Regions from separate parts of the Homo sapiens genome. Here regions 1, 3 and 4 are each linked to region 2. Evidence: chromatin contacts called from ENCODE Hi-C data. All regions are on one chromosome and are shown on one strand. Each heading gives the region's core, a stretch centred on a gene start or an enhancer-like site at or near the end of the contact. The rest is flanking DNA. Distances are from core to core; before and after follow the strand shown. Region 1 has its middle 120 kb from the start of SNORD155. Region 2 holds the start of SLC35A5 (solute carrier family 35 member A5). Region 3 holds the start of IFT57 (intraflagellar transport 57). Region 4 holds the start of CD47 (CD47 molecule).

Evidence for each region. A loop is a pair of places that touch in the nucleus more often than their neighbours do. Pooled maps may share reads with other maps.
Region 1: a loop to region 2 is called in a map of B cell, with 22 times the contacts of the local background. The contact joins the enhancer-like site here to the promoter of SLC35A5 in region 2. A Hi-C loop is called at or near these places in 2 of 168 maps with a recorded cell type or tissue (B cell and naive thymus-derived CD4-positive, alpha-beta T cell) and 8 of 50 pooled maps.
Region 3: a loop to region 2 is called in a map of naive thymus-derived CD4-positive, alpha-beta T cell, with 34 times the contacts of the local background. The contact joins the promoter of IFT57 here to the promoter of SLC35A5 in region 2. A Hi-C loop is called at or near these places in 2 of 168 maps with a recorded cell type or tissue (CD4-positive, alpha-beta memory T cell and naive thymus-derived CD4-positive, alpha-beta T cell) and 10 of 50 pooled maps.
Region 4: a pooled map shows a loop between it and region 2 (9-fold over the local background). The contact joins the promoter of CD47 here to the promoter of SLC35A5 in region 2. A Hi-C loop is called at or near these places in 6 of 50 pooled maps.

Annotation. Positions count from the first base shown.
Region 1 is chr3:115,779,198-115,785,809 of GRCh38, forward strand. No RefSeq gene overlaps it. Among named protein-coding and RNA genes, the nearest start is that of SNORD155, 120 kb to the right of the region's middle. RefSeq lists enhancers at 4,847-5,347, 5,379-6,057 and a silencer at 5,088-5,137. Within about 2 kb of position 4,899, at least 38 of the 41 ENCODE cell types and tissues checked have a DNase peak (open chromatin) inside an H3K27ac peak, as active enhancers do; they include B cell, where a contact is called at or near this core.
Region 2 is chr3:112,558,559-112,565,581 of GRCh38, forward strand. It overlaps SLC35A5 (solute carrier family 35 member A5), which reads left to right and starts at 3,487. Exons shown (of 7, transcript NM_017945.5): 1 at 3,487-3,715; 2 at 4,827-4,975. The coding sequence starts at 4,846. It overlaps ATG3 (autophagy related 3), which reads right to left and starts at 3,404. Exons shown (of 12, transcript NM_022488.5): 1 at 2,899-3,404. The coding sequence starts at 2,970. RefSeq lists enhancers at 2,166-2,975, 2,976-3,785, 5,406-6,215, 6,216-7,023.
Region 3 is chr3:108,220,420-108,226,726 of GRCh38, forward strand. IFT57 (intraflagellar transport 57) reads right to left here and starts at 2,005. Exons shown (of 11, transcript NM_018010.4): 1 at 1,692-2,005. The coding sequence starts at 1,903. It overlaps LOC124909405 (a long non-coding RNA gene), which reads left to right and starts at 2,186. Exons shown (of 2, transcript XR_007095999.1): 1 at 2,186-2,267; 2 at 2,527-4,065. RefSeq lists an enhancer at 1,724-1,983 and a silencer at 1,919-2,212.
Region 4 is chr3:108,089,245-108,095,942 of GRCh38, forward strand. It overlaps CD47 (CD47 molecule), which reads right to left and starts at 1,787. Exons shown (of 11, transcript NM_001777.4): 1 at 1,619-1,787. The coding sequence starts at 1,664. RefSeq lists silencers at 1,511-2,260, 2,281-2,330, 2,341-2,400.

The DNA.
Region 1 (6,612 bases), core at 3,649-6,148, 3.2 Mb after region 2:
TTTACTTATCTCGATAATCAATGATTATTGATGTGGGTGAGGCTGGAGGTCAAAGGGGACTCCAGGATGACTCTTTGAGTTGTTAGTAAGGGAATGGAGAGGACAGAGGCTGGCAGGGCATGGGAAGAAGGGAGGAATGCTGATATCTGTGTTGGCACTTGGCATTTTATTCTTACAAAAATTCTGTAAAGTTAGTGCTATGGTCCCCATTAGACAAGTCCCTGCATCTCTCAAAGCCTCAGATTTCTTATCGATAGAAGGTCACATTGCAGGCCGGGCGTGGTGGCTCACGCCTGTAATCCCAGCACTTTGGGAGGTCGAGGTGGGCGGATCACGAGGTCAGGAGTTCGAGACCAGTCTGGTCAACATAGTGAAACCCCATCTCTACTAAAAATACAAAAATTAGCCAGGCATGGTGGTGTGTGCCTGTAGTCCCAGCTACTGGGGAGGTTGGGGCAGGAGAATCGCTTGAACCTGGGAGGCGAAGGTTGCGGTGAGCCAAGATCGCGCCACTGCACTCCAGCCTGGGCAACAGAGTGAGACTCTGTCTCAAAGAAAAAGAAGGTCACATTGTAAGTAAGTGGTAGAGTTGGTTTTTGAATGCATGACTCTCATTCAAAGCCCATGCACTTTCCACTGCGGCATCATTCCTTTCTGATAATGTAGCCCACATGGTGGATGAGTAGATATAATGACAAACTGGCTCTAAAAGTGTATAAATTATCCCTGACTAAACTCTGTAAAATATGTATTGAGACATTTAGCACATATTTTGGGGGCATTTATTATGCGATAGACACTGCGATGTGCTTTTGGTACACAGTAGTAAACAAGAAAAACTCCTTACTCTCAGTCTGGTTGAGAAGACAGCCATACATAATTAAATAATTCCCTAAGTAAGATTTTTTCATAATCCTAATTGGAATGAAAGAAGTAAAACAGGATGATGTAATAAAGATGCTGACGTGCTGTGTATTGTGGATGGTCAGGGAAGGCCTCTCTGAGAAGTTTTATTTCAACTTATTCTTTAATGATGAGAAGGGGCCAGCCTTGCAAAGAACTACTGAACAACAAGCACAAAGACTCTAAGGAAGAAGCGAACTTGCGTGTTTTAGAAAGAACAGCAGTGGGGGCCGGGAGCGGTGGCTCACGCCTGTAATCCCAGCACTTTGGGAGGCCGAGGCAGGAGGATCATGGGGTCAGGAGATTGAGACCATCCTGGCCAACATGATGAAAACCCATCTCTACTAAAAAAAATGCAAAAATTAGCTGGATGTGGTGGCACATGCCTGTAATCCCAGCTACTCGGGAGGCTGAGGCAGGAGAATCACTTGAACCAGGGAGTGGGAGGTTGCAGTGAGCCAAGCGGAGATTGTGCTTGGCTACAGAGGAAGACTTCATCTCAAACAAACAAACAAACAAACAAAAAACAAAAACCAAAACAAAACGAGAAAACAAGAACAGCAGTGGGAATGGAGCACAGTAGAAACAGAAGTGAAGTGAGAGAAAAGTCAGAGACAAGGCCTTGAGTACTAGGCAGATTTTTTTAATCGGGAAGCATATTTGTTTACATTTCAAGGTGTGATAAGAACCAGGACCATGGAGACATCTCCAGGTTGCAAGGCTAGACATGGGGGGACAGCTGTCCCTCTTTTTCCTACATAAATGCCCAGATTCATGTAGTCAGGCCCTTTGTCTGCAGTAAACTCCCTCACATGTATCATGACATTCAGTTTTCACTATATTGCCCTGGGGGTAAGAACTGGGGCAAAGGGTAGCTGGTATGTCCTGTGTATAAGCAAATAATAATATGGTCTGCTCTAGAACCCATATGTTGGCATCCAGCATAATACTATCAAATACAGATATTATGCGCTTAATACATAGTATGATTCCTCTTTTTACACTAGCATGCTGGCTGCTGTTCAGATAATGGATAAGAAGGAGAAAAATGAAAGCGGGAAATCGGTTAAAAAGCTGTAACAGTAGATCAGGTTTGTGTTATGGTGGTGGCAGTAGAAGTGAAAATATTCAAGATCTATTTTGGTGATAGAGTTGACTAAGTTAGCAGATAGAATGAGGGGAAGAGAAATCAAGGTTGATGCCCAGATTTTTTGCTTGAGAAACCGGGTGGATGCAGGGTCGGTTTCAGAGAGGGAGAAGCCTGAAAGAGGGGCAGGTGGTGAGGGGCAGAGTTAAAAGTGCAGTTTTCAGTGTGGTGATAAACATCATCCAGCATCATTGTTGGTGGCTGGCCTTTTCTGTGTTTGCCATTTATGCCAGAGAGATAATAGGTAGTTTTCCTTCATGTTTATTTTTTCTTTTTATGATCTGAAGCTACAGTTCTGTCTCATAGGGCCCTACTGAGTTCCCCTTGTCTTAAATCCTATTAAAATGCCTGGCCTATGTGACTCCACCCAAATTAATCTGTGATATCCTCTGGAGTCCATCCTCTCAAATCACCTTGAGTACTTTTCCTTCTTGCTGTTCATTCTCCACTGAATTCCCATGCCCCCAGATTAAGAAAGTAATCTGATAAATAACTAAAAAATATATTATTTGCGCCCATATATTTATGATTTATTTTTGAATATTCAAAATACCCTGCTTTAGCCCAAGTTTCGCAGTGATTTTTATGCTGCGATCTTAAAGATTCCTTTATTATGGCTTTATGTGTGTCTGTTTTGCTTAACCGGAACCACATTTCCAAGAACTCCTTTTGTTTCCGGGTCAGGACTGGCCACAAGGAAAAAATGAACAAGATCTGGAAGGCAGAAAAGAAGCACCAACTATCTTTATGATTTGAAGGTGGGTGTGAAACCAGGCTCACCTAAGTTGTCACTGATCTGCTGGTTCACCCTGTTGGCATGGGCTCCTTCAAGTCCTGCTAGATACCCCTGCTTCTGCTTCTCTGAATCCCTGGCTAGGTATGTGTATGTTTCCTTGGTGAAAAGCGTCAGTTTATGCTGCAAGTCATTTACATGGAGGCCATGAGAAACAACTATGAGTTTCATTTTTTCTTTGCTGTATCCATTTCGTATGCATCTTTCCTTCTTGATCGTCAGCCCTGCAGACTTCACGCCCAAGAGTAGATGCAGAGGCCTTAGACTACTTAACACATTCTCATAATTGCATAGAATCTAAACCCTATAATAAATCCCTGGTTTTATATCACTCACAATGGTTCTACTTCCCTAATAGAACTATAACTGATACATATGCAATGTAGTATCGCATAGCTAGAGTTTCCATACAGTATAAAAGAATATTAGTTTATTTTTCACTATGATTTTGATTTACATTTTTATCACATCATATCTCTTTTACCTCTATAGCAGGCTCAAAACTTGCTATAGATTGAAATGCTTACAAAAGAGTAGTTCTATCATTCTTTAGTATTTCTCAGACTATTACTGTGTCTGATTACTAAGGAACAAAAATGTTTATTTTTATAATTAAGTACATATACATTAATTTTGTTGTACATTTTTTTGCTTTCAACATCAAATTCTGTTTATGCATGCACGTGTAGCAGAAATTGTTGTGCCTTGTATGAATGTTTTTATAGTCCTTAAAAATAATGGATGCAATATCTGTGGTAGCCTGACAGTTTAAATAATGTTCCATTGCTCATTTTATTCAACAGATTTCCATTCAGCAGTTCTTAGCGGTATCTACAATATGTCCAGATCAGTGAATTTCTATGAGGGATTCAAAAGAAATATAAGACACAATTCCTTCTCTCGTGAAACTTATGGTCTAATATTTACTTTTATAAATAAAGGAGAGATTGAGAGACAGATTGTGTGAGAGAGTGAGTGTGTGTGTGTGTGTGTGTGTGTGTTAGGGAAGAAAGGGTTGACTTGTAGCCCTCCCCCAGGGGTGCAGCTTCAAGTAATAACAGTCCGTATTAGGGCAAGGTGGGTACTGTGGCAAACTGGAGAGCCACTTGCCCCTTCTAATGGCAGTAACAGCTCCTCAACTCCCACCAATGGGGTTACCATTTAGGTCAAGTCTCTAGATGTTCTCTTGTTCAAGGGATGCTGTAAATTGGGACAGTTACATGAAAATTCCCACTTAAAAAATATGCACGGAGCGGGCACGGTGACTCACACCTGTAATCCCAGCACTTTGGGAAGCCGAGGCAGGCGGATCACCTGAGGTCAGGAGTTCGAGACTAGCCTGGTCAACATGGTGAAACTCCGTCTCTACTAAAAATACAAAAATTTCCCGGGCGTGGTGGCGCACGCCTGTAGTACCAGCTACTCAGGAGGCTGAGGCAGCAGAATCGCTTGAACCTGGGAAGCAGAGGTTGCAGTGAGCCTAGATTGCGCCATTGCACTCCAGCCTGGGCAACAAGAGCGAAACGCCGTCTCAAAAGAAAACAAAAAAAATGCACGGAGGGAAAACAGCCCGGAGGCTGAATCCTGTCCAACAGTAGTTATAACCCTAGTTTTTCCAACACGAGTAAATATAAAGGCATCTTGCTCCTCTGGAAATAGGGAGAACCAGACCTAGCTATCTTCTTGAAAAAGAAAAAAAAATACTTCTGCATCCTCTCAACTTAAAACGAAGGAAATAAGATAGTTATCAATCAGCATCATTTGGGCATATTGTTATTATTTACTATCATTTTATTAAAATTAATAATAGATTTACTGTAAAAACAGAGCCTGCCTTGCGCGTAGCACTCGATAAACGCTTTTTATTATTCTGCTTGTTGACGCTGTTACCTCTCTTTTGGAGTAAAAGGGGGCGGAATCGCAACAAGACCCCAGGACCCCGTGTGCGCGCGCGTGTCGGGGGAGCTGACCTATGACAAACATGTGCAGAGCTCTAGTACCCAGCCACGCGGAGGCTGCCGGTTGACAGAAGCGTTGCCGCCCCCTGCCGCCGAGTTCACCCTGCCGTCACTGCTGGAAGCCGCACCCCTAGGAAAGGCTGCAAACCCACCCTGCCCCCAACACACCCGCGCTCCCTCTCTGCAGGCCGGCTCCATCCCCGCCCCCAGGTGGCCAAGCAACACCGCCTTCTAGCTTCCTCCCGACCGGGCGGCGCCTGCAGCTGCCTGGGGAAGGAGCCCCGCAGCAGCGCGAGCGGGTGGGCGGGGGGTGCGCGGGCCGCAGGGCAGGAGGGAGGGCGCAGGTAGGCGGGCGGGGAGAAGCTAGGCGGCCGGGCCGAGCGGTCGCGCCCAGCCCTGCCTCTCTCCCTTCTCGACTCACAGGCGGCCTGACTCACTCCTTTGTTTCTGGAAAAGATCTATCTGTACTAGCCCGAGGCGGAATTCACCCCGCCCGCACTCATCAGAAATCGTTTGCTTATTCTCTGCGCCCCTCCGTGCTCGCCTGGGACGCGGGCGGAATCCTGACGCAGGCTGTCAGCCGCGGTGACGGGTGACACCGGGTGAGCAGCCGTCCGCGCCGCCTTCCCTGCGCCGACGGGCAGCGCGGCGTTCGGCGCGCACTGCTGCCCCCTCGTGGCAGGAGCAAGCATCGCAGCAGCGCCGACACCACCGCCCACCTGCAGCCCGGGGAGCGTCACTTCTGGGTGTTTTTCAAAGGGAGCATTTTTACAGCTCCATTCAACTGCTGGGATTAGGAGATGTGGCTCCCAGGTTGATTACTAATGAATGAGAAGGGGTGTGGTCTGTGCGTGTATGTTCTTGTGTGCGTGTACGCGTGTGAGAGAGAGAGAGGGAAGGGGGGAGAACAACTGTAAGAGCATGTTTGTGGTGACAGGATAATGGAGAAGGGAGGAAGGAAGGGGAAAAATGAAAGAGATTAAAAAGCAAGAGAGGCAAAGTGACAGTGACGAGGGAAGAGAGTGACAGGGAAGGATGCAGAAAGAATGCAGGGAGCAACAGTTTGATGGGAAATGGGAGGGGACTTCTGCATGAGAGAGAGGTGAGGATTTGACATCCGTGAGAGGTAAAGTTTCATTTTGGTGAAGTGAACCTTGTGAACATTTCAATATACCTCTCTCCTGCTTTACGTCCCATTTTGTTTGGCAGCTGCTAGAAATGAGTTTCCGTTTTTCTGTCTTGTTTTAATATTCTCATGTCTCCCACATCACTGAGATCATTAGAGGCAGAAACAATTATGTCATGCATTCCCTGCATCTGACAGAACCCTCTGTGCGTGCTGGTTTATTAACTCCAGCCTTGCCCCTCTGCCATCAGCTACATCTGCTTTTGTTATTCTGATCCACGTTTCATGAGCATGCACACACACACTCTCTCCCTCTCTCCACTGACCTCTGTGGGCTCACTTGTCCTTTGGGAAATAGACCAGTAGCTGCTCAGAATCCAAATGTACGTGACAAACACTCTTGAAAAGGCTTCTGCCACCTACTCATCAACAAACAAGCAAAACAAAGCCCCAACAGCCACAAATAGCCACAAAAAAAGGTTCTTCTGGATCACATCTGTAACTCTTGACCTAATCCTTTCATTTTCCCTAGAAGAACAAAAGAAAGAGAGAGTTTTTGCAGGATCTGTGTTAGGCTATAGCTTGTTATGGTGGCAAAAAGGTTAAAAGGGATTTTCTATACCCCATTCTTGGTTACTATTTTGCCAACATTACCCCCCACACAAGTATGTGTGTGGGGGGCCAC
Region 2 (7,023 bases), core at 2,237-4,736:
ATCTATCTAATCTACCTATCTACCTACCTCATTGGTATCTATCTATATCTATCTATCTGTTTCACTCACTGGTAATGACCACAGGAATATACAAGTCTAATGTAGGAAACAGACATGAAAATAATTATAATACTATCAGATCAGTGCTATAATAGAGTAAAGCTCTATGTAGAAACATTCTTTTTTTTTTTTTTTAAGATGGAGTTTCACTCCTGTTGCCCAGGCTGGAGTGCAGTGGCGCCATCTTGGCTCACGGCAACCTCCACCTCCCGGGTTCAAGCGATTCTCCTGCCTCAGCCTCCTGCCTGTAGCTGGGATTACAGGCATGTGCCACCATGCCCGGCTAATTTTTGCATTTTTAGTAGAGACAGGGTTTCTCCATGTTTGTCAGGCTGGTCTCGAACTCCTGACCTCAGGTGATCCACCCGCCTCGGCCTCCCAATGTGCTGGGATTACAGGCGTGAGCCACTGCGCCCGGCCAAGCTCTATGTACAAACATTCTAAGATTTAAATAAAAATAAAGCCTTACAGTGATTCTGTGAAATGAACAAATACCTTTATTTTACAGCACAGCAAAAATGTCTTAAAGATGTTTAGACATCTTACAATTCAGCCAGTCTTATTTAAACTGAATAATGTTAGAAACCAAATCTAGAAATTATTTAGCATTTTCCTCTAATTCTCATCTCCACCAAGATACTGACACACTATTCTCTAAATTTTTCTAAACTTTAAGTTATATGTAAGATTTTCTGGTAGAGTCTACAAAAATGAAAACACTCATTTATAAACATTATTCATTCAACAAATGTTTACTATGTGCCAGACACTATTTGAGGCAGTGGGGATATTTGGGGGTGAATAACATAAATACAAATTTATTCTTGCCCTCATAAGGAGTTTCAACTCCAGTTGAGGAAGAAAAGCCAAATGGTAATGAATAACATACCATAAAGAAAAATGAAGCTGAGAGGAATCTGTGGGGTGGCTGGGGAGAGATGGCCATTTAAAATAGAATGGTAAGAGAACAAAGACTTCACTGAATAATGACTTAAAAACCTTAAGGAAAGGAACATGCCATAAGGCTGTTAAGTGCGAAGCGCGTTTCAGATAGAGGGAAGAGCACATGCAAAACCCCAAACCAAGAGTGTGCTTAACAGAATAATAAAGAGATCAGGTTAGCTTAAGCAACAGCAGTCAGGGGATGGAGCAGATGAGATTGGGGCCTCTACCAATTAAGCAGAACCTTAGAGATGATTGTAAGAACTTCAGTGTTTACTGCATGTACATACTCCAAACAAAACATGATTTTTCTTAATTTTTACTTGCTAGGAGAAGGCTATTACTTATTTCCTGAGGATTTTGTTCTTTCTCCTTGCCCTCCCTAAGCAGGAAACTGTAAGGATTCTCTCTGTAAACAACAGTTTGCACAGGAGTATCAAGGAGACGGTCATTCATTCTTTCCTTTTTACTAAAGACATATACCATACATACTGACATGCCAACAGTTCCTTTTCAGTTTGGTGAGCAAGTATGATGGACTCCTGAAAACATAATTCTACATCATACATTTTATATTTCATTTGGGCAGTCTCTTGCTCCTCTCTCCCGGAAACTAAAAAGTTGTACAATGGTGTATTATTAAAATACTGTATACCTAGGTAGATATGATATTCTGAAAAGTTAACATAATTATGTAAAAGCATTTGATTCAAATGTGAAAATTATTTTCCAATCTTAGTTTGACTGAATAATCTTAAAATGACTTTCACAGTAAACAAATGTAAGCAAAGCAACAGTTGAAATTCTCATTTATAATCGCTGGTTTATTTCTTACTTGGCCAATAAGTTATTCTTTTAAAAGGAGCTTTACAAAAACGTATTTTAAAAAGTATAGACCTAGTACTTCCCTTTGTCATGGAAAGGGAGCAAAGCAAAACTCTCCACTATTCTTAGCATATTAAGGTATTTCACCCCCACACTGAGATTGGTACATTCTAACTGAAAGCTTAAAAACAACTAGAAAAAAAAAACAAAAACTAAGCAAGAACTTCCCATTAATTTACTATTCTTGCTCACTTTTCAGAAAGCAAAAATGAAGTTACAACAAAACACTCCAAAAGAGTTATAAAAGAAAAGCTTGAAGGCAGTTGTAGAAATTTACCTTTAAAAAAAAAATCAGTCACTACTGTAACAGCTAATGTGTCACAATTTTTTACTTTAAAAATGCTGTACTGTTGCCAATATATTTTTAAAAATTATACAGCCAGGAAGGTCAAACCGTGCCTTGTTATCACTAATAACCAGCTACGGCTATCTGAAAAGCTTGGGAAAAAGGTTTTGCTCGTTAGATGGGTTCAAGGTTACTGAATGAGATAATGTTGCCAATTTCACCTCCTTCCTCTGAAATCTAAACGAGTTGGGATCGCAGTCACAACTTCCCCACTACAGCGGACTTTCATGAAACTTAAAGGAAAAGTGACCTCACCTCAGGTCTCTTTTGACCTCTGTGTGTCAAACACTAAATTCATTTTTTAAAGAGAAGCAAAATCCTTGCTTAAAAAGGCTAAAAGACTTCCAGTGTTTGGATTTAACGTTCTTCAATCTACTCAGCCTCCGAACACCCTTCCAACCCGACGTACCCGACCGCGCAGAGTTATGACGGGAGAAGGCAGGAACACGCAGAGCGTCGCTCCAAGTTTACCCCTGAGGAGTCAGAAAGCCCTAACGAACAGCCGGTTAAGACTACGGGTGGGGGCTGCACACTTCCCTGTGTCTCGAGCCCTACTGCCTTCCTACACCTTGCCCCGCCGGAGAAAGCGGGGACTCCTGCGGCGCCTGGTCCCTGAAAAGTCGAGCATGTGCCTGACAGCTCCCGGCAACCCTGGCCTGGCTTACCTTGAGGACCGGGGTCAGGTACTCAGCCACTTCCAGTGCCTTTCCCTTCACAGTATTAATCACATTCTGCATCCTGGGGCCGGAGTAGCGGCCGGCCCCGCGACGGGATGGAAAGTGCAGCCGTGTCAGGGGCCAGGGAGTCAGAAAATGTCCTCGCTGCCACCGACTCGCATCAGCACCCGGCTGGCAGCACCCGAGGGGACGGGACGCGACGCGACGGGACGGGCGGGACGAGGGGGCGGGGCGGCAGGCACAGCGCGCGAAGACGGGGTGCGCGATCCTCGCACCCCAGGCAGCCCGCGACGGACCGGACCCAGCTGTCACCCAGCCGCGAGGGAGGGCAGCGGGGCCGAAGGGAGACCTGAGGTGAGAAGCGGACGCACACGCACCCCTCGCCCTCTGCGAGCTGTCTGTCCTCGCTTTGCTTCACTCGCGCCCCTTCCGGCTTCCCTTCCTTCTCACTCTCTTGCCGTAGCTGCGCCGCCACCGGGGCCTCACGTGACACTAGACTCTCCCGGCACGTGACGTGAGAAAGGGGCCGGGCTGGGGCGGGATAAGCCGCTTCTCCCCTCCTTCCGGAAGCGTAACACTGAACGTGCCTGCGCAATGGGTGTCGGGTCCGCTTTTTCCCAATCCGGACGTAATCGTGGTTTTTGTTCTGCAATAGGCGGCTTAGAGGGAGGGGCTTTTTCGCCTATACCTACTGTAGCTTCTCCACGTATGGACCCTAAAGGCTACTGCTGCTACTACGGGGCTAGACAGTTACTGTCTCAGCTCTAGGATGTGCGTTCTTCCACTAGAAGCTCTTCTGAGGGAGGTAACCGCGCCCCGCGGGCAAGGAATTGCGCCTGCGTCTGAGGGGAGGGTGCGCCAGTGAAGAGCCCTACTGCGCATGTGTGACTAGAAGGGTAGTCCCTGACTGTGAAGGGAAATCTGGCCCCCTCCTGTCGGGGAGGCGTCCTGTAGGCGTGCGCCCAATGGGGCTGTCAGTATTGGCATTTCTCCCCACTCCCCGCAGGCTCTATGCGCTATTCCTACAGTACGCTGGGAGGCTTTGGGCAAGTTACTTACCCAACCTGGGGTTTAGTGTCCTCAGCCTATCAAAAGAGGGCCTTAGATTCATTGATTTCTACGATCTCCTCCATTTCAAACACTAACTAGTTCAGTAAAACTTTACAGCAGTGTTTCAGATATTTCCATTTTGGTCGTTATTGTAATGAAGTCTGTCCTAATAAGCTTTTTCCTCCGAGGGAAAAGAGGAGGAAAATACAATTCTGAAAGCCTTATCTTACAGCAAAATTATTTACTAATAAGAGTAAAAGCGAGGCCGGGCGCGGTGGCTCACGCCTGTAATCCCAGCACTTTGGGAGGCAGAGGCGGGCGGATCACAGTCAGGAGTTCGAGACCAGCCTGGCCAACATAGTGAAACCCCGTCTCTACTAAAAATACAAAAATTAGCCGGGCGTGGTGGCGGGCGCTTGTAGTCCCAGCTATTCTGGAGGCTGACGCAGGAGAATCGCTTGAGTCCGGTAGGTAGGGGTTGCAGTGAGCCAAGACCGCGCCGTTGCACTCCAGCCTGGGTGACAGAGCGAGACTCCGTCTCAAAATACATAAATAAATAAAATTTAAAAATAAAATTCAAAATTGCTTTGAAGAATTCTTTTCTGCTGTTGCAAAGTGTCATTTGCTCACCTGCTACCTTTGTCAGCAGGTCTAATCTGGTTCTACGTTTTCTGTCTCCAGAGTACTCCCTCTTATCAGATTTTCACTTTCCTTTTGTCATAGTTTCTTTATGCCTCAACTTTCTTGGTGCTGATATAGTCATAGCCAAAATTTTTTAAAAATTCCTTTTTTGTCCTCACGATCAATGGTATTTGCGTTTAGGGTCTGCCAACAAGGTCGTTCATGAAAGTGTTTTTCTCTTTAAGGTAATTAAAAAACAGTGGAATGGAAAAACAGTGCTGTAGTCATCCTGTAATATGCTCCTTGTCAACAATGTATACATTCCTGCTAGGTGCCATATTCATTGCTTTAAGCTCAAGTCGCATCTTACTAGTGAAGTATTCTGCCAATGAAGGTAAGTTAAGACTTGGTATATGCATGGAGCACTTCCATCTAATCACACATCTCTCTCTTGCCTTTGGTTCTGTTATATATAACATGGAAATAATAATGCCTTTTGCTTCATGTGAGTGATAAAGCATATTTAAATTTGATTATTTAACCTTGCATTCCTCAACAAGAAAAAATGTTTGATAATGGATGAAATGTGAGTCAATCAGATACAAAAATCAAACCCTTTGGTGAAGAACCAGTCGTAACATTTGACTGTTAATTCAATCAACAGGTGTTTCTGGACCTATAGCAAAATGTGTAATTGCGCCTTATTTTGAAGTAGAAGGATATATTTGTTTGGTCACTTGGCATTTGTGAGGTACTTACTATTGTAATTATTGTATCAATGGTAAGGTGTCAGCATTATATTGTGCGGTCATATTGTATCAACAGTATAAATTATAAGCTTTGATAAGTATGTATTTAAGAAATCTTTTTTTATGTAGGGATTTAAGCAAACACTTTAATTCCACAAAACTGTATTGAGTACTTCTTACTAGTTATTGAGTGAAGGGGTGGGTTGCCCCTCCACATCTGTGGGTGTTTCTCGTTAGGTGGAACGAGAGACTTGGAAAAGAAAGGGACATAGACAAAGTATAGAGAAAGAAAAAAGGGGGCCCAGGGGACCGGCGCTCAGCACACGGAGGATCTCTGCCAGCCTCTGAGTTCCATTAGTATTTATTGATCATTATTGGGTGTTTCTCGGAGAGTGGGATGTGGCAGGATCATAGGATAGTAGTGGAGAGAGGGTCAACAGGTAAACACGTGAACAAAGGTCTCTGCATCATAAACAAGGTAAAGAATTAAGTGCTTTGCTTTAGATATGTATACACATAAACATTTCAATGCCTTAAAGAGCAGTATTGTTGCCCGCATGTCCCACCTCCAGCCCTAAGGCGGTTTTCCCCTATCTCAGTAGATGGAATATACAATCGGGTTTTACTCCGAGACATTCCATTGCCCAGGGACGAGCAGGAGACAGATGCCTTCCTCTTGTCTCAACTGCAAAGAGGCGTTCCTTCCTCTTTTACTAATCCTCCTCAGCACAGACCCTTTACAGGTGTCGGGCTGGGGGACGGTCAGGTCTTTCCCTTCCCACGAGGCCATATTTCAGACTATCACATGGGGAGAAACCTTGGACAATACCTGGCTTTCCTAGGCAGAGGTCGCTGCGGCTTTCCACAGTGTTTTGTGTCCCTGCGTACTTGAGATTAGGGAGTGGTGATGACTCTTAACGAGCATGCTGCCTTCAAGCATTTGTTTAACAAAGCACATCTTGCACAGCCCTTAATCCATTTAACCCTGAGTTGACACAGCACCTGTTTCAGGGAGCACAGGGTTGGGGGTAAGGTTACAGATTGCAGAACAAAATGGAGTCTCCTATGTCTACTTCTTTCTACACAGACACAGTAACAATCTGATCTCTCTTTTCCCCACAATTGAGGACACATACAATCATGATATGACCTTTAATGGTCTACTACTTGGAGAGTCAGATGTGTACCCAAGTCTCTACTGCAGTTAACATTTACCTGCCAGGCACTAGGCTAAGTATTAGCAGCAGGTTCAAAGTGCATAAGATATAGACCTTGTCCTCAAGACTTAGTTTATTAGGAGAGACATGAATGTAAACACATCATGAAAATCCATTATAATAACTGCAATAATTGATATATCCTGAAGATGCAGAGATTGTCTAGAGGATAAAGTTATATATTCTGTTTGGTAGGGGATGATGTGGAGTTCAAATGGATCAGAGAACACTTCGCTGATTAGAAGTCAGTTGATCCACTAGAAGTCAAGGTGAACAAGGGGATTCAAAACAGAGGCAACAGCCTGTAAAAGGGAACAGAGGCATAAAAAAGCAGGATATGTTGTGAGAATATGTAGTTTGAAATTACCAAGCAAAAAGTTTAAGGACTCGTAGCCAGGCACAGTGGCTCATGCTGTAATCCCAGCACTTTAGGAGGCCAAGGCCGGCGGATCACTTGAGGTCAGGAATTTGAGACC
Region 3 (6,307 bases), core at 755-3,254, 4.3 Mb before region 2:
GTCATAAAAATCTGTCGTGTACTCCTTCATGTTTCCCAAACTTTTTCCTGCAGGATAAATGTAAATGTTCTGGAAGATAACAGAAAGCTGGGAAGAAAAAAGGCCATGAAGTCCTTCCAGGTATATGCTCACTATCCTTTCAAAGCACCCACCCACCAAAAAGTCATCTTTTCCTTATCGGCAGATAACTCTTCTAGGGCAGAGGAATGAACACCAATAGATACTGTAAACCTAGGACAGTGGTTCCCAAACATTAGTGTCCATCAGAATCATCTGGAAGGCTTACTGAAACAGATGCTAGGCCCCATCCCTATAATTACTGAAAAGGTAGACCTGGGAAAGGGCCTGAGGAATTTCATTTCTAGTAAGTTCCCAGGTGATGCTGATGCTGTTGGTCTGGTGATCACATTTTGAGAACCATTGGACTAGGATATCCCCACACAAATCCATGATTCAAAGTATCCTGCTGAACCCCTGAGGACACAGTGCAAGAGATGACATCAACAGAACCTTAAGGACATTTTGTTTTCATTTTAAAAATATACTTGGAAAAAAATGCATTTTTATTAACATAGGAAATGTTGGTTGTCTATATTATCCTGATCAATTCACTTTAAGTAATAATCCCAGGACTACCTTTTCTAACATGGATCAAGCAACACTACTTTTTCCTTTATCTTTTCTCCGACCATGGACTAATTTAATATGAACAGTTTATATCAAGCCTACATATCTTTCAATTCAAGTTATTGGAAGACAGCAGTGGAATGAGATTAAAACTATCAAGGGAAATTATTTGAGCCTGGCTGTAGACATTAAGTACTATAGATTCTTAATACTGATTGCCTTTTATGGAATAAAATATACAAATGTAAGTATTAAAGTGAAAGAAAAGCTATAAAACTGATTTATCTGGCTACTGCTAAGCTACAGTGATTTGAGGAGAAGGTCCTAGCTGACCACTACCCTCAGCAAGTAATGGCATTGCTTTCAGGATATGTTGGACTTTTCCCCCACCGGAACAAGGGTAAAACTTTAGGTTCTATGATAGGGGGACAATTCAATAGTTGTCATTCGTCTTTTCCACTTTTCAGTTTCTGAGAGTATGGTTATTACAAAGGCAGAAGTCTTTTAAACCATAGCAAGTAGTTAACAAGTTTACTAACCGCATTTAAAGTGCTCCTTAACAGGATCCTAAGTACCCACGGTCCCCAGTTGTATGAACAGGGTCTTAAACAACAACAAAAAACCCCAAACTAGAAAAAAAGCCTTAAGTGATAATGGCATTCCTCTCTGGAGGCGAATTTTGGACGGTCTTATAATTTTTCTAGACATTTACTTGTGTTTTTCTGAGTTTTCTTCAATGAGTATTTGTTTCATCTTTACAATCAGAAAATATAGTTTGTGTTTTCTGGTAATGCGTGTGTGTTGGAAAAAAACAGGCAAGCTGTCTTCCGATCCTTTCTGCCGTTCCAAAACTTATTTATTCTCTCTACAAAAATACCAAGTCAGGGCTGCGTGAGCTCCACGGACCTCCCGGGAGTTTGGGGTGAAGTGCCCTTCCCTGGCTAGGAAGACGGAGGCAAGGAATTGCTAACCCGCTCTCACGAAACTGGTTCCCAGCAGGACCAAGGAGGGCATCTCCCTGGGGGCTAGCAGGCACCCGGGCGCTCGGGGACGCCGGCACCCACCTGGACGGGGCCTTCAGGTTGCTCTTCCGGAGGAACTCCTCCTCGTAGCGGAGCAGCTTCAGCTTCTCCACCAAGTCCTCCATCACCACGAACATGTGGTAGGCCGCGCCGGGCCCCCGCTCCAAGACCACTTCCCCGGTCCCTTCGCCACGGGACCTAGGCACCCCATCTTCCAAACCCGACGTCGTGACGACGGCCAGAGCAGCAGTCATCGCAGAACGGACAGAGTCCAGCGTGGGCTCAGGCCCACAGACCTCTGCGGCCTAAGCCGCCAGCCCTGCCGCCGCCAGTACAGCCACGACCGGTTACCAGGCGACCACCGGACAATCCGTCACCAGGGAAACTAGACTCCGCCTCCTTCCCTCCAATCAGGGCGGCTTTCCTGAATGACGTCACCTGTGGCCCTCTTCTTGCCCTGCCTCTGTGGAAATGGTGGTCGGGAAGCAGCCCCGCCCCTCATGGAGGCGTGGCGTTCGCGCCCCACTGCCGGCTGCGTCTTCTCCCTCGCTGAAAGTCTGAAGGGAGCCGGCTTACGTTTCTGCTCCGCTTGCCTAGTGAGTCTTGAGCTGGCTTGAGGTGTGTTGGACCTGGTGGTTGCTAAAAGCAATTAAGCGGGCATCTGGGTCAGCTAGTAGCTGTTAAAAAGATTAAAGGGAGGTGAAGACGTGTAGCACTGAAGGCTGCACTGGCTCACTGATACCTTTATTTTCTCAGAATTGAAAAGTTTTTCATAGTTGTAAAGATAGTCAATACCATAGGTTTCACTTTTACTGCAGGAACTTTCCAACGAGAGGTTTCTCTCGTTCTTTCTTTAATTTTATCTTTCTCTCACTAGGCAATGCTGCACTTAACAGTATATTGTAAAGCTTGAAGTACTGTATTACGTTGCCTGGCTGTTACTCCAGTGCTAGGAAAGTGGTTGGAAGGATGAGGAAGACAATGAACAAAAGGAGGCATTTGGAAGGATTTGTTTTACTTCAAAAACAAGAATACTAAGCTTCCATCCTGCTGCTTAATCTGTTTCAAACCCATTACATGTAGTATAAAGTGTTTGGGTACTTCGTTAAATCCAACAGAATAGAGATGGTCTTAAAAGGAATTTCCCTGCCCTAAAGCTCTAAGGGTGGCTAAAGATAGGGTGTTACTACTGTATTCTGCAGTTATTGACCTAGAAAATTTAAGAAAAGGTACATAACTGACCACAGAAATGGCCCAGCTTTACAGTTTTCAAAAGGCTTCTGTATTAGGCAATTTTCTTAACAGTTGCAAAAAATGAGGTAAGTGGTGGATGCCTGGCAGTTTTTGGGAAGAAAACTTAGTACAAGAGATTGAACATATGTTCATGTTTATAACGTGACTTTTAAGGGCTCTCTGATCTCTTGTATCTGCCACTACAAAATATAGAAGGGCTACATTTTTGGACAACTGAAATTTGAAATGTATCTACAATATCCTGTTTTTATTAGAAAAAATGAGAACACTTTTCATTGTAATCCGTCTACAGCTAACTTGTTTCTGATACTAATAAGGTTATCAAAGTGAAAAGTCAGAAGGGCAAATACCATTTTTTCATTAAAGAAAGGAAGTACATAAAATTACAGACTTATGTAGAGAATAACCTGAAGGGCAGCCCACTGAGAATTGCTTTTTAAATAAATAACATTGCTTGCCTACCACAAGTCATGAGCCAGCTGCTTTTAATAAAGTTGAGTGAGAAAATTGGATTTGATGTTACCCCACTACCAAATTGATCTTTCCTGGTCTTTGCCTTTTTGAAACAGTGATTCTCCCCGATAAGTCCATACCCCAACCACCACCACATGTGCAGCTTGGGGGTGTTATATGTATGTATAACAGTCACAGTAGTGTAAGATAGATGTATGGCTTTATAAGACTGAAAAATGAAAGCTTAGATATGTTTTGGGGTCCTAAGTTAACTAACAAGCAAACTGGGGCTTTTTACATGACTCTGAAAAAGCTCTCAGACTTTGGAAGTAAATTTATTACACTCAGGGAGGGAGATGTTCCTGCCAGGCATGCTGCCTACTTAAGATGTTCTGACATTTTCAGGAAGTTACGTAACACAGTATGAAATAGTCAAACGTTGCTTTTTAGCTGATAAATCCTCCAGCAACGTATGTATTTTAACTTGGGGGAAACAAAACGACTCCCAGGGTCTTAGCCATTTCCTTCCCAGGTAAAATACTGACACAGCCTGGCCTGAAAGCAGTATACAGAATAATTTCCCCCCTTAATTGTGAAGAAGAAAAAAACCCAAAAATATAAAGTATTTCCAGTAATTGTGGCACAAAGAGAACAAAAAAGCTAACTGTTCAATACTGCATGTTTCCCCAATAAAAAGTTTTAGAAAGAACACTGAAATTTCATTGTTTTGTAAAGCCCAGGGATTATTTTTGCTGATTCCTTGTTTACCTGTAATAGTTTGTAACACATCAAAAGATCTTTTCCTTGATAGTTTTCTTCGTGTGTGTGAAAATGCACTCAAATCCTCTTCTAGCTGTTTCAGCCACTTGGAAACTTTGGGGAATACAGTTGTATCAGGTTTTTTTTTGTTGTTTTGGTTTGCAGGACTAGTTTATTTGTTGACTAAGGAGTTAGAGCTTGAAGAGAATGAGCCATGTTCATTCTTCCTGTAAAATCTCAATTTCATCCCTGGTTTTACTGTATTCGCCACTATTAATAGCTGGCCTTCTGACTTTGACTTTTATTTCTTTCAAACTATCTGTGAGGTAATTGAAAGTAACTTTTTTTTTTTTTTTTTTTGAGACGGAGTCTTGCCCTGTCACCAGGCTGGAGTGTAATGGCACGATATTGGCTCACTGCAACCTCCGCCTCCTGGATTTAAGCGGTTCCCCTGCCTCAGCTTTTTAAAACTCGTGGATCTTTCTGTGAAACTCTGAAAACTAAATAGCATTCCAGGCCGGGCACGGTAGCTCATGCCTGTAATCCCAGCACTTTGGGAGGCTGAGGCAGGCGGATCATTTGAGGTCAGGAGTTCGAAACCAGCCTGGCCAACATGGTGAAACCCCCGTCTCTACTAAAAATACAAAAATTAGCCAGGCGTGGTGATGGGCGCCTGTAATCCCAGCTACTCAGGAGACTGAGGCAGGAGAATTGCTTGAACCCAGGAGGCAGAGGTTGCAGTGAGCAGAGATGGTGCCACTGCACTCCAGCCTGGGCAACAGAATGAGACTTTGTCTCAAAAAAAAAAAAGTATCCCAGTCAAAGCCAATTTAAGCTCAATGGATTTCCCTGAAAGGTGCTTAGCAAGGCTGGGGGTGAAAAGGAGGCAGATTCTAGAATGGAGGAAGGCTTTCCAGCTGCACCTTCAAATAGAAGAGCAAATCCTTCAGGCAAACTGGGTAGGCTTAAAGAACAAAGCTGTGCTGTGTTATAAATGGCTTAGTACCACCCATTTGGGTTGTTAAAAACTTAGAAAATCGCTAACTGAATAAATCTTCCTTGAAACTATAGAGAAGGAAAAACTTTTTCTGCCCTCTTTGGTTCAATAGCTGGGCCTGTGAATTAAATGAACATAAGACAAGTAAACAGGAAAAAAGCACACAAATTTTATTTAATATTTTTACATGCACATGGGAGCATTCAAAAGAAAAATGAAGCGGATAGGACCAACAGCTTATATGCCTTTTTTTTTTTTAAAGAAAACAAAGAATGATACATTTGTAGGGAAGTGACAAGACAAAGGAAAAGGGATTTAAGGTTGACAAACTGTAGACAAGTGACTAGGAAAAATATGGGTAAAATTAGTGGAAGATAAAGATTATTTTAATAGGTTTGTTTCTGCAGACCCATTTTAGCATTAATTTCCAGGCTCCCATCATAAAAATGTTATTTCCTGGTACAGGGATGGCTTCTTTCTCATGGGAAATTTTATGACTTGCTTTTAAGTAGGAAGGGGAAGGTCAGAGAGCCCTTCATATATCTGCTGTATCGCAGGTGCCTTCATATCACAATAATCAGTATGCAACAGCAGCATATTTTGGGGTGGCATGTTCTAAGCCCCATTCAACCTCATCAAAAGTGTCTGCCAAAAATCTAGAAGGAAAAAAATCATATTTATATGTAAATCTTTAAAAGCGGTGCCTCGTAAAGCAATTTACATTACCTCTTCAAAACTGCCCTATAGACCAGAACCAGTGCACTCAGACAAAAAGATAGGAGTAACTATTGCAGTTGCTGTGATTAATTAAAATATCCAAGAGAATCTACAGACATGCTATTAAGATAGCTCAGCAAGTTTGCCATATATGAGGTCCAAACTAAAAAGAGTTATTGGATGCATAGTATTCTATTGACTATTTTGAATTAAAAGCACTTAAAACCCCAAAAGTTACTGGAGATGATAGTTAGAAAAACAAACCTCATAATAAGCAACACACAGCACCCAGGAACAAACCTATCATTATCTTTATAGAGAGATTGTTAAACTTTACTGAAAGTTTTGGAAAAATTCAAATAGGAATACAATGTTTATAATGAGAAAAGTCAGCATATTTGCCCAATCTATAAATTTAGCATAATTTCAACTATAATTCCAGGAGGGCTATTCTGAAATTCATATGTAAGCATAAATT
Region 4 (6,698 bases), core at 537-3,036, 4.5 Mb before region 2:
AAAATACTATAAATTCTGAATTCGATGACTCTAGGGATTCGAACACATTAAAATTGTGTGTAAACGAGTGCTAATTACATGATATTAACTATTACTAAAGAAGGCCTAACATAAATCCTATCACTCAAAGTACCATTCCAACAGTTCTAAACTACGTGATTTAAATCTAACCTACCTGTTTTAAAAATAGTATATGGTTTATACTTTTTACTTTTTAGGCAGTTTGAATAAATGATACTGTATCACTTCATATCTGGTTCAATATGAAGGCGTTCTGAAATTATTATGCGATTATACAACACATCTCTGAAAGCAGTATTATTTTAGCTATAATGATAGTAAAGGCAACAAGCATACTAAACGTGATGACAGGAAACACTAACATCAACCATTTAGATAACGGAGACCTGGATTCACAGTCCCAACATCCAGGATGCTCGGGGAGGGAGGAAAGTGGTAAGCAGAGACTTAAGGGCATCTTGGAAATACCTAAAGTCACAAGCCTTTAGGAACGGCACACCGAGGCTAATAATCAGTTTAAAATCGAATTAATTTAGCATTCTAGAATAAATGTAACAATTGCTGTCACTGGTGCTCAAGCTGAATTCTGAATCTTATAAAAGTTCACAAAAGGCTCTATGGATGTGAAGTGTGACAGGCACTCACTGTAGAGCTACGAATGTTTCTATTCCTTGCTCAGTTTTTACAGACGAAGCACACGTTTTACAAAAGCGAAATGGATTCCAAAAGCTCGGGGTGGGGGTGGGGGGGTGGAGGTTCTTTGGCGTCGAAAAACACCAAATCCCATTCTGCTGCACATGTTTTGACTGGAGGTTACTGTCTTCCTATTTCAGGCGAAAACCAGATTACTTTTAAAACGGTTCCCCCAAATAAAGTGGGAAAAACTTCAACGTACAATTTAGAATGTATGCAAGTGGCTGATGGGGCGTGAGGGTCACGAGAAAGGAAGAGTTTCCAGCAAGCTTATTTTTAGGATTAAAAACGACAGCAAAAATTACACGGCCGGAAGATTCTTCTGATTGAATGCTGAGTTGAAAATGAAACTTAATTGTGTCCTTTACGTCCTCTTCGCTCCTATGTTCATGTGGGAGGCAAACGGCAGAAACCCCTTCTCACCGACTTCGCCAAAATGCGCACTTCCATCGCAAGAGGCCCGGGCCCTCCCACTCTCCCTCCCTCAACCCCAAATGCGTCTAAGCACTGAGAAGGGAGAGGGGTGCGAAAGAAGGGGATCCCTAGCAGCTGCAGCCCCTTGCCTCTGATCGCGCCCTTTCTTGCTAGTTAATTTTTGCGCGAGGTGCGCGGTTTGGAGTCTTCCTGTGTGTGTGCATTTGGAGATGGAGAACCGGGTGGAGGAGATGAGCCCCGCTCTCACCCAGGGGGAAGAAGACGACCAGGGAAAGGAAGGGAGGAAGAAGGGGGGCGCCCGATTCCCCGTGGGGCCCTCCCACGTCTGCACTTCGGGCGCTCAGGGCCCGAGTGTTCTGCGCCCCGGCCACCCTCTTCAGGGCGCCGCCGGGCTGGCTGGGGCGCAGCCCACACGCCCGCGGGGGCGAAGCGACAGCAGCCGCAGGGCTGGGAGCGAGGAGCCACTCACCGCAGCACGCCGAGCCCAGCAACAGCGCCGCTACCAGGGGCCACATCTCCGCGCCCGCCGCGGGGTCGCCGCCGCCGCCGCAGGTGTCCGGAGCAGCAGCCGCCGCCGCCGTTACAGGCAGGACCGACCGCCGCCGCGCGTCACAGGCAGGACCCACTGCCCAGGCTGCACGGCCGCGCGCACGCGCGCTCCCACTGCTTCCCGCCCGCTCCCCCGCCTGCTCCCCGCCCGCGAGAGCCGCGCACGCGCACTCGGCCCCGCCCCGCAACCGCTGCTGTTGACGCGGCGCCCTCCCCAGTCGCAGGCTCCAGACCCGGGGCCCGCCTGCCCGCTCCACGGAGGCCGGATGCCTGCTCCAGGGCGGTGGCACGCGCCGCGCTTCCAGGTCACGTCCTGTCGCACCCGCCCGCCCCTGGGGTCCGCGTGCTCGCCCGCCGCAGGAGGCTGAACCCTGTGTTCCCACGCTCGCCGGGGACCTCATTGCACCCGTTCCTGTCCGCGGGTCGGTTCCTGCCTTTCGCGCGGCGCTGGGCCCCACTGTCCTCTCTCTCTACTTTTCTCCTCTTTGCTTTCACTCCCACCCTCGCGCTTCAGGGGCCGGGTCCCGTCCCGCCCCAGCCCGCGTCTCTCCCTGGACCCGACGTCCGGCTGCGCGCGTGGACCAGGACACCTAGGCTTTCACCAGCGCCCGTTTCCTCCGGACGCGGCCGTCTAGCGCCGAAGCGGTCCCTGAGCCCGAGGCCGCCACGCCCAGGGCAGGGCGGTGGTCGGGTACCTGCCCGCAGGGAGCTTCCACTCGCCCCTCGCGGGCTCTGCGTTCGGCTCGTCTACTCGCTCTGCTCTTCCCTATGCGGTTCTCTTCCCTCTTTCTCACTTGGTTCTTTAGTGTTTTCATCCTCTGATCAGGGTTAATCAAACAAGTTCCATTCACGGTGGTAAACATTGTTACCTGTGAACACCGCCACCACCGGGACTAGCGAGCATTGTCGCAAACAGGCATTAGCAGCGTATCCAACACATCCCCACCAGCAAGGTTATTGAGCTTGGTTTGTGACTGCCCCATGTGCAGCCCTCTGCGCTGCGCTTGGGTTTAACATGCTTGAAAAATGGGTTCGAAATGTGGCCGCAAGCCACAATAGGGACAAGGCTTTTGAATTTATCGCTGAATCACACAGGCCACATCATTCATCCTGAAGCAAAAGTCTTTTAAAGATACTTTTAACCGTTATCCTAACTGATGTACTCTCTTATCAAAAAGTCAGGCTCTGGTGGCTGCTCTAATGGAGTGCACATCCTGTCCACCTCCTTGATTGTTTTCCTCCTACCTCCTGGGAAAGAAAGCAATTTCCCACCACAATACCCCACTTCTCCAAATCCTCTACACAGTGCGGCTCCTCCCAAGCATCCCATTGCCACAGAAATAAAATCCAGCGTATGAAAGTGGCACTGTCTATGACACTCTGTACCAGTGTATTGTATACTATCGAGCTTCTTCCTGTAATTGCTTTTTTGTGTGAACCTCTTCCCCACAGCATTATCAATTCTTTTAAATCCGAGAGCATTTTAAGTATTCCCTCCTCCAAGACTTTCCATTGAGCTCGGCAAACAGAAGGGGTTTAATAAATGTGTTGATGCGGCGTGAGGCAGGCATTGCTCTAGTGAAATTTGATTGCTTTTTTAATGATTGAAAAATAAAAACAATTGCCTGGCAGACATCTCACTAAAACAATGGTTAATAATTATGGTGGTAATGATTTGAATGGCAGCCTTGACACCCCGAGGCAACCAAAGGGACTCATCGATTCTCCTCCAACTGCTGCTTATGTGGATACAAAAGAATCATCCACCAGACTTTGAGCATTAGGGACATTGTGTATCACAGAGCAGCTGGTTGGCTAAATAAGGCTGTCAGCTGTCCCTGATACCAACCAACCCCCCTAAAGCTGAAGAGTGACTAGAAAGGACTGTCCCCAACCTTCAGAGGTGGAGATCGGGTGATGTTCTGTTTTACACTGGGAGCTACTGAGCTATATGCTTAACGTCTTTTTGTGCAGAAAATGGAATGAGAGGCCACCTGGGTGACCACTGCTGCTCTTGGGAATCTAGCTGGGGTATGTTTTGGTGGTGGGGCAAAAGCAGGCATATCCCAGGAGAGACAGTCCAAAGCAGCCTGCCTAGGTTTGATTATCCTCTCTCTGAGATAACCTTAAGCTCTTTTCAGTATTTAATCATTTTAAAGGTTTGCCTTTTAACTTTTCAAAGCATTTTAATTTGGATGTTGAGCTCATCTTATCTGTATGTAAGGAGTTTCTTGGGTAGAGAGGGAGGGGATAATACATATTAGAATGTTTTGAACACAGGAAGTACACATTAGCTATATCACCTAAGTTAATCTTCATAACAACCTCAGAAAGGATAAATGTTATGATCTCCCTTTTTGAGATGAGGAAACAAAGGGAAAGAGGAATGGTGAGCACTTTGCCCACAGTTATAAGTGACACTGCTCTCTCTCTTGTCTCTCTCCCTTGTTCTGGTTTTCATCCTTTTTTCTTTTTACCCTATAATAGCAAAGTTGCTACAGTTTCCCCTTTACAGATAAATAAACTTAAAAAAATCACTCTTGTCACCTTTATAGATAAGGAAAGTGAGGCTTGGTCACAAGCTCAGGGAGGGACGGTGGTTGGACTGAAGTCTCCCTGACTCCATGGCCAGCGAAAAAATTCACAAACTTCCTCTCTCAATGCATAAAAAATTTCCCTTGCCCTCATTTCTGTCTCAACGATACATCTACTTTTATCTTCCTCCCCACACAACATCAAGATCCTGCCACATAGTAGGTATTGATATGATAGTATCTTTAAATGTTTATGTAGATACAATTGTATCCTTATTGTAACTTCATTCAGCAAATGTTTTGCCCCATGGTGGTGTGTCATGCAACGACATGAGACAGTGCTGTCTCCTGGTGCCCCAAGGGGTTGGCTTAGAACTGTATGTGCCTACCTACTCATAGTCTGTGCTTTGTGTAGGGCCAGATGCATCTTTCAACGTAAGGGAACATAACAGCAAAGGATCCCACAGTAAATCAAGGCCCATGATAATGCCAGTATAAGTTAAGTGCACTTCTCTGTGTTTTAGTCTTACTTTGGTGCATATCAGTTACCATCTTTTATTGAAATTATGTTTATATAGCTGTCTTCGTGTTCAGTAATAACTGTTTCCTATACTGTAAGCTCAATGAGGGGAGGGACCATATGAGTCTTCTTTACTGCTAGCCCCTTTGCCTGACACATAGTATGTACTCAACAAATCGTTGTTAAAAGAATAAATAGAATGAGTGAATAAATGAATGACTGAATGAGTAAATAAACCTCTCAGGGTCAGGAACCATATCTTCAATCAGTGTCTGACAAAGCACCTAGCATAAAAGGGTGTTGTGTAAACATATGTTTTATCTTTTATTTTTTGTTTGTTTGTTTGTTTTGAGGCAGAGTCTCGCTCTGTCGCCCAGGCTGGAGTGCAGTGGCATGATCTCGGCTCACTGCAAGCTCCGCCTCCCAGGTTCACGCCATTCTCCTGCCTCAGCCTCCCGAGTAGCTGGGACTACAGGTGCCCGCCACTACGCACGGCTAATTTTTTGTATTTTTAGTAGAGATGGGGTTTCACCGTGTTAGCCAGGATGGTCTCGATCTCCTGACCTCATGATCCACCCGCCTTGGCCTCCCAAAGTGCTGGGATTACAGGCGTGAGCCACCGTGCCTGGCCAACATATGTGAATGAAACTATTGAACTAACCTTGGAGCTGACCTGACATATTAGAGGTTCTTAGCATCATTAAATTCCTAATTTTGACTTATCAGTCATCAGCTGGTTGTAGTTTCAGAGTATTATCTCTTTCTTCTTAGTGTCTCTGAATATGTGCTTTTTTTTGTAATTAAGATTCTTCACTTGTTAATACTTCTGGCCAATGGAATGCAAACTAACATCTGTTGCATGGTCAGGCAACACTAGCAACACTGGATTATTCCATGCCTGGACTATGCTACTTTCAGGCTTTTGTGCTTCAATTACGCTGTTTGCTCTGCTTCTCATAATGCTCCCTCATGTTTTCTTCTTTGCTCCTCAACTCAGAGAATTCTAGCTCATTCTTCAAGGCCAAGATCAAATATCACTTCCTCCAAGAAGCCTTTCTCAACCCTACTTTTCCTCTTTGCCATGATTCTCCATCATTTCATAGGTCTAGTTATCTCTCCCATGATGCTTTGTTCATACTGCTAACAAAATGTGTCAGTAGATATTTGTTTCTACATAATAGTTTCCTCTTCTATCACATTAGCTTGGAGAAAATGAAATTTGTCCTGAGTATATTTGCATGTCTGTATTAGGGTTCTCTAGAGAGACAGAACTAATAGGATAGAGAGATAGGTGGATTGGCTCATGTGATTAAAGAGGCTGAGACGTTCCTCGATAGACCATCTGTAAGCCTGGAGACACAGGGATGCCAGTAGCATGGTTGTCCAAACTGGAGGGCCTCAGAACCAGGGAAGCCCTTGGTGCACCTCTCACTCTAAGGCTGAAGACCTAAGAAGCCAGGAGGCCACTGGTGCAAGTCTCAGAGTTCAAAGGCTGGAGAACCTAGAGTTCTGATGGCCAAGGACAGGACGAGAAGGGTGTCTCAGCTCCAGGAGAGAGAGCAAGAGAGCCTTTCCTCTGCCTTTTCACTCTATCCAGACCCCCAGCCGGTTAGATGGTGCCCACCCACATTGAAGGAGGATCTCCCCAACTCAGTCCACGAACTCACATGCCAATATCCTCTGGAAATACCCTCATAGACACACTCAGAAATAATGATTTAGCACCCATCTCTTAATCCAGTCAAGTTAATACCTAAAATTAACCATCACAATCTCCAAAGTCAAACATAGTGCCTGGTGGAGACCTACGTGTGTCGAATCAATCAAGAAAACTTACAGTGTGGTATGTAGTATACAGAGTCACTTTAGCCTAGGTTTGAGTTATAGGTCAAGCCACTTACTACCTGTTAACCTTGGACACATTATTTAAACTTTCTGAGCACTTG